Regions from separate parts of the Homo sapiens genome. Here region 2 is linked to region 1. A link is a loop called in an ENCODE intact Hi-C map of the cell type or tissue named here. Cell type or tissue: B cell. All regions are shown on one strand. Each heading gives the region's core, and the rest is flanking DNA. Links, peaks and the distances in the headings are about the cores only. Region 1 overlaps AGK (acylglycerol kinase). Region 2 holds the start of TMEM178B (transmembrane protein 178B).

The links. Peaks named below come from ENCODE experiments on the same cell type or tissue, not always from the same donor. Only the 100,000 strongest peaks of a DNase experiment are listed, where the experiment ranks them.
Region 2: a loop joins it to region 1, with 23 times the contacts of the local background. A loop is called at or near these places in 16 of 110 quality-filtered maps.

The regions. Positions count from the first base shown.
Region 1 is chr7:141,648,623-141,651,530 of GRCh38, forward strand. AGK (acylglycerol kinase) reads left to right here. Exons shown (of 16, transcript NM_018238.4): 14 at 641-711; 15 at 2,903-2,908. Among named protein-coding and RNA genes, the nearest start is that of DENND11, 52 kb to the right of the region's middle. In B cell, for the core only: CTCF peaks have their summits at 1,479 (motif pointing left) and 1,678; DNase peaks (open chromatin) are centred at 1,009 and 1,459; H3K27ac peaks cover 1,445 bases.
Region 2 is chr7:141,071,378-141,074,285 of GRCh38, forward strand. It overlaps TMEM178B (transmembrane protein 178B), which reads left to right and starts at 2,687. Exons shown (of 4, transcript NM_001195278.2): 1 at 2,687-2,908. In B cell, for the core only: no CTCF peak of the experiment used is centred there; DNase peaks (open chromatin) are centred at 1,284 and 2,314; H3K4me3 peaks cover 1,664 bases; H3K27me3 peaks cover 2,081 bases.

The DNA of each region.
Region 1 (2,908 bases), core at 409-2,908:
GGCTAGTCACTGACTGGTAGCAAATTATGGGAACTGGTCCAAGAACCAAGTCTGTTTTGATAGCCATTTTGTCGTAGCTCAAATCATCCAGAGCTTTCTGTGGCTGGAAATGGAAAGTTTTTAAACATTACCATAGAATAAACGGATTGCTGTTTTCCAACTCTGGTTGCACACCAAATTTGTATGTAGAGCATTAAAGAAGCACAGGCACTTGGGCTCTCCACACCAAGCAGCCGATTCCATGCTGTCATGTGAAGCTCATGTACAGTGAACACTGAGATTGCTGGGATGGGCTGAAAGCTTGGCCTGCAAGGGAAGTAATCCTAGAGACTAGAACGGCTAATAATTACTAGTGAGTGACAGAACGTCCAGAACCTCCCACTCTGAGTTTTGTTTGCTTATGTAGTAAAAAAAAAAGCCAAGCAATGGAGATGAATTTTCTATAAATTATACCTCAGTAAAGCTCTTTGTGAAAAAAAAAAAAAAAAAGATTGAAAATAGGTTTGGAATTAAATCACTACAAGTAGAGTCCCCTATCTATATATAGCTTCAAACTATGAACCATCAAAGCTGAGGATGACAACAGGCTGCATTAGCCAAATTTTAAGAGTAATGACGTTAGTGTTCTTAACCTTTTTAGAGCAAAGAAGATTTTCTGAATATCTGCATTGAACCTGACACCATCAGCAAAGGAGACTTTATAACTATAGGGTAAGTGGACTGGGGTTCACAGGAAATGAGGCTTGTGATTTTCTCAGATTTTACTATTCAGAGTGCCCCATGAAGTCTAAGACAGAAATCCAGCCAAAGCCTTGTCTTGTTTGGGAATTTCGATGTTATTTCTTTCCTATGGGCTGACATGTAGAGTGCCCCTCTCCTATGCTGGCCATCACTGTTCATTTTGTGGGGATCAGAATGTAAGAGCAGTCTTTGTTTTTCAATTGAAACCAAAGAATTCAATGGAGCATGACACAGCGTCAAGAACTTTGGTTTCAGGGTCAAAGAGCTGAATGCAAATTTTGATTCTGCCACTTACCCGACGTCATGACTCGGATCATTTAGCATCTCTGAATTCTTTCCGTCTACAGAATGAAATAATCATCTCTGCCGATCTCAGGACTGGCTTTCAGCCTTGAGTAAGAGAATGTGTGTCAAGCCTTTTTATATTTTGAAGCACTTCACAGTATCCATTACTATTTATGTCAGTTCACCATGTCCTCCTATTCCCAGGGCCTTCATGAAAAACTGGAAAAGGTATTGAGTACCTTGGACATTTCCCAGGCCTTTTTCCCTTTTCCAATACAGAATACCCTTCCAAGTTCTGTGATTTGTTAAGTCCTACCTCTGCCAGAATTTTATTGGTAAAGAACACTATAAATCCTCCTTCAGGGCATCTGAGGAGCTGGTGTGTTCCCATGCCAACTGGTAATCTGCTCAGCTCCGCTTTTCTGTGCTTTGTCTCAGAGCTCCCTCTCGTGCCCATTTAGGGATCACACATTTCTGCTGCAGCGGCCTGGTCTCCATGGCTACTTCATTATCTACACAGGCACATAAGTTTGTTGTTCTTGCCTTTGGCATAAATTCTTCAGAGACTGAATAGCTGATTCTGCAGCCTTTGATTTTCTTGCTGTATCTATAAGAAGGGAAAATCCTGTTCCTTCTACAGAATGTCCAGAAATCACACAATCTTCATTGACAGTCTGGCCAGTGAGACCAGCAATATTCAAATCTCCTTTATGATACTGGTATCCAGAAATAGAGACCCCAATTCTATTGCTAAGGTTAGGCGAAGCCACTATGTTCTGCATTGTTAGCACCAGTGGCAGCCAGTGTCCTTCTGTTCTCTACAGGAAGTGAAATCAAGTAATGTCTGTTTCCTCTGGATATCTGAAGAGAACATAGTGAAGCTGCGTTAGAAAACTCTGATACCGTTTTGTAGAGTTACTGTTGTTAATAAATGATAAATGGACTGATTTACTTAGATTAGCTTTTACTGTATTTCCACTGCCTAAAAGATACATCTGCATGAGGTGGAGTGTGTGTCTGTATATGCGCTGGAAATTTTACTCCATAGTCACTCAGTCAAGGTAGATATTGTATGCCAAGTAGACCGCGTTATAAATACAGTCATCCCACGGTATCCTTGGGGTATTGGTTCCAGGACCTCCCTCAGATACCAAAATCCACAGGTTGTCAAGCCCCTTCTATATAGTGGCACGGTATTTGCATAGACTTAGGCACGTCCTCCCTATGCACACTAAATCATCTCTAGATTACTTATAATACTCAATATAATGTAAATGCTATGTGGATGGTTGCTGTCCTGTATTCTCTAGGGGATAAGATAGTCTGTACGGATTCAGTACAGGTGCAAAAATATGTATTCTCTATCCTCAGTTGGTTGAATCCACGGGAGTGGGACCCACAGATAGGAAGGGTTATCAGAGAACTTCTAAGACTAGTTGTTCATATACATAAAAGAAATATCTACATTAAAGTAAAAATATTTTATCCTTCAAGTAATCACAAGAAGTACCAAATACCAGACGTTTAGTACTTTTCCTAAAGAATTTCATTCTAATTTTTAAATTTGAGACTAACAATCTAAGAATTAGGTACATGTGGAATGATTATTTTTAAATCAATCAATTTTTAAATCAAATTAAGAGCATTTCAGAGAAAGTCATAACTTCATGCCCAGTTCTCTACTTTCAGTCTAGAATGTATCACAAGGCTAAGCAAGAATCACTGTTGGAAAAATTATTTACAGAATTCTATGGCTTAATAGACCATCTGTCCACTTATGTAAGCTCATAAAAAGGGGGAAAGAAGTTGCTACATTGTTGCAACCTAGTGCAGTTGCCATCACTGGTCTTAAGCTTGCTTTTTCCTGTGCTCACAGAAGTCG
Region 2 (2,908 bases), core at 135-2,634, 580 kb before region 1:
TTGCAGAATCCAGGGGTGAAAAGCGAAAGCGAGGCACGCCCCTCCCCCACTAGATGGCACTGAAACGCCTCGTTCGCGCTTTTCAAAATGCAGGAAGGGCGGGGGAGAGAGAGAGAGAGAGAGAGGGAAAAAAAAAAAGACAAAAAGAATATGGTGGAGGTGCGCTCATTTTGGCTCACAAGCCCCGTTGTGCAAAGCAGGGTGTCAGAGACTCTCTTTTTCCCCAGGGCAACTCTTTACCCGGCAATGCCGGACCTCGACTTTGGGGTGAGGGTGAAAACGAGGGGTGAGCATTAGAGTGAAAAACCCAGCGTTTGATGCCGGGAGGGAGGGTCCCAGCCTTTGCGGCGCCGTCTCACGTGAGCAGAGCAGGGGGGCTGAAGTTGGGATGAAGCGGGGCTTGCCTGGGGCCCACCCGCTCAAGGTCTGGGGTCCGGCGCTACCTCCCAGAGCCCCTGCAGAGCCTAAATCCAGCGGCCACCCTTACAAAATGACAAACCCTGCATCGAGGTTTCTTTTAACCCCACCTTCCCTCAACGCTCGAGCTCTCCAGCGTTTTCAAAATATCTACTAACGGACCACCCCCCATCCACCATTAAATTTCTCTCGTCTTGAGTCGATCAGCCAAATTTCTTCTTTCTGTTCCTGCCGAGGAGGGAGGGCAGGTGGAGGTGGGTGTGTGTCGGGGTGCCTGGCTCTGGCTTGGGACTGGACTGGGGCTGGCCGGATAACTCCGCAGCCGCTCTCAGCTCAGTCCTAGGTGGAAACGCCTGTAGCTTGCAAGGTAGCGCCTGTGGCTTTCTGGGGAAAAAAAGATCAAATGCCTCCCAAGACACCAGCGACCCAAACCGGGGATGCAGGGAGCTCGCTTGGCCCCTTTGAAGGCCGACTCCGCAATAAGCAGTTTTTCCTTTAAATAACCGTAGTGGATTTGAGAGAATTTTCCATGGCTGAAAAGAGAAACAGGAGCTGTAGGCAACATCCCTAAATTTATAATAATGCATGTAAACATGCTACATACCACATATATGTATATGTGCATAAATATGGATGTGGTTGGGCACATACCTATCTAGACACCATTGACTTGCCTGGTCAAAGAATAAGACTTAGACATTTCGTGCCTGGGAAATGGTGCAGTTTATCTTTAAGGAGACTAGAAAAATAAGAGATGAGGCTCACGTTGCACGGATGACATCACTAGCTTTTGGCTGCGCGCTCGGTGTTCTCGTCTGTGGGTTTTAGCCAAGGCTGCAGCTACCCGCGCCGGACGAGAGAGCGCGGCAGCAGCTTCCTCCGGCGCCCGCACCCGGGCAATGCGATTTCCCCAGTCCCCTGGGCGCAGCCTGGGCTCTCGCGCCTCCCGGGCACCAGCCGAGCCTGCGAGGCCTCGGAGCCGCCGCGGCTAGAGGAGGAGGCGACGAGGGGAAGCCGAGTGACCCAGCCTCCCTCCCCCACCCTCTCCCCATTCATCTCGGCGACCACCGCGCGCCGGGAGCCGGATCGTGGGACGCCGAGGCCAGGACGGGATTCTCTGCACGCTGTCGAGTGAGCCGGCATCTCGGCGCCCGGGTGGGCTGCGAAGAAAATGGTGCAATCTGAGAGCGACTGAGCCCAGCTGGGCAGAGCAGACGGGGTGCCAGAGTGCCAAGGGCTCAGGTGCCTGGAGAAAGGGGCGGATTGTTTGGAGGGGCCGGGACCGGGGTTTTCTTCGGTGCCTGCGGCATTTTCTTTGCACCTGGGCGGCAGGCTCCCGGGGCTCCCGGGTGCCAGATGAAGTGAGGCGGAGGCGTCGCGGGAGAGCCGGGTCCGGAGGCGGTCGGGTGGACACTCCAGGCAGAAGACGGCGCTGGGAAGAGCTGCGTGACGCTCGGGGGCTGGCGGCTGGGCCGGCAGCGCGCCGTGGCGGCGTGACCTGTCCATGGTGTTGAAGGCGCGGTGGGCCGAGCCCCTAGCGCCGCGCGCAGTGAGCGCTGCCTGGTGCACCCTCCGCCGCGCAGCCCGCCCCTCGCGTCCGCCAGCAGCCGCCCAGTCTCCGCAGATCCCAGGCCGGGTCTCGTCCGGTAACGCCGCCCGGGTGAACACGCTGTCGGCCCGAGGGGCCGCCTGAATGGCGATGCCAGAGGCAGGGCACCGGGGAGCTCGCGGGGAAAGGTCGGCCGAGAGCGTGCGTCCGCGGGGAGTGCGCCTCTGAGCGCAGCACGCGGGTCAGAAGGAGCAACCGACCTGCTGGTGACCAGAGAACGGAGATTTTAAGAGGACCCGACCCAAAGAGGAAGAACATTTCTGGGTGCGCGCCCCAGGTCTTTGCTTGCAGACGGGGAGGGGGAGAGGCTCTGAGCCAGAGACCCAGGAGGGACTCCGAGAAGCCGGCCCCAGCACCTGGAGGTTTCTTTCGCCCGCCGGCCGCATCCGGGGCGTTCTACTTCACCCGGTGGTCCAGTGGCGCCTCCTGACAGCACCCCCCGTCCCCCTCAGAGAGACAGGCGAGTTCTGTCCCGTCACCATCCTGCACAAAGAAGCCCCACCGCAGCCGAGGACACTTGGCATTTAGTTTCCGGCCCGAGGGCAGCGGCGCCCGAAGCCGGGCTGGGAGCCGAGGCGGCTGCTTCGGGGCAGTCGCTTCCTGCGGGGCGGGGAGGGGGCGGGAGGCGGCCGCGCTGGGTTCGCCGCCGCCGGAGGCTGCACCTGCCTCAGAGGATGCCCAGGAGCCCGCGGGAGCCTCTCCGGATCAGAACTTTTTAGGCCGCCCGCCCCCATCCCCGCAGTCCCCGGGCCGTGCTCCGGTAGGCGGGGGCCGAGGGGGCGCCGCGGCGCGAGTCCCTCTCCTGCCCCCTCCCCCAGCTCGGCCGCCCGCCGCTTTGTTCCGGGTGCGGCGAGGGAAGGCGAGGCTGCGGCGGATCATGCC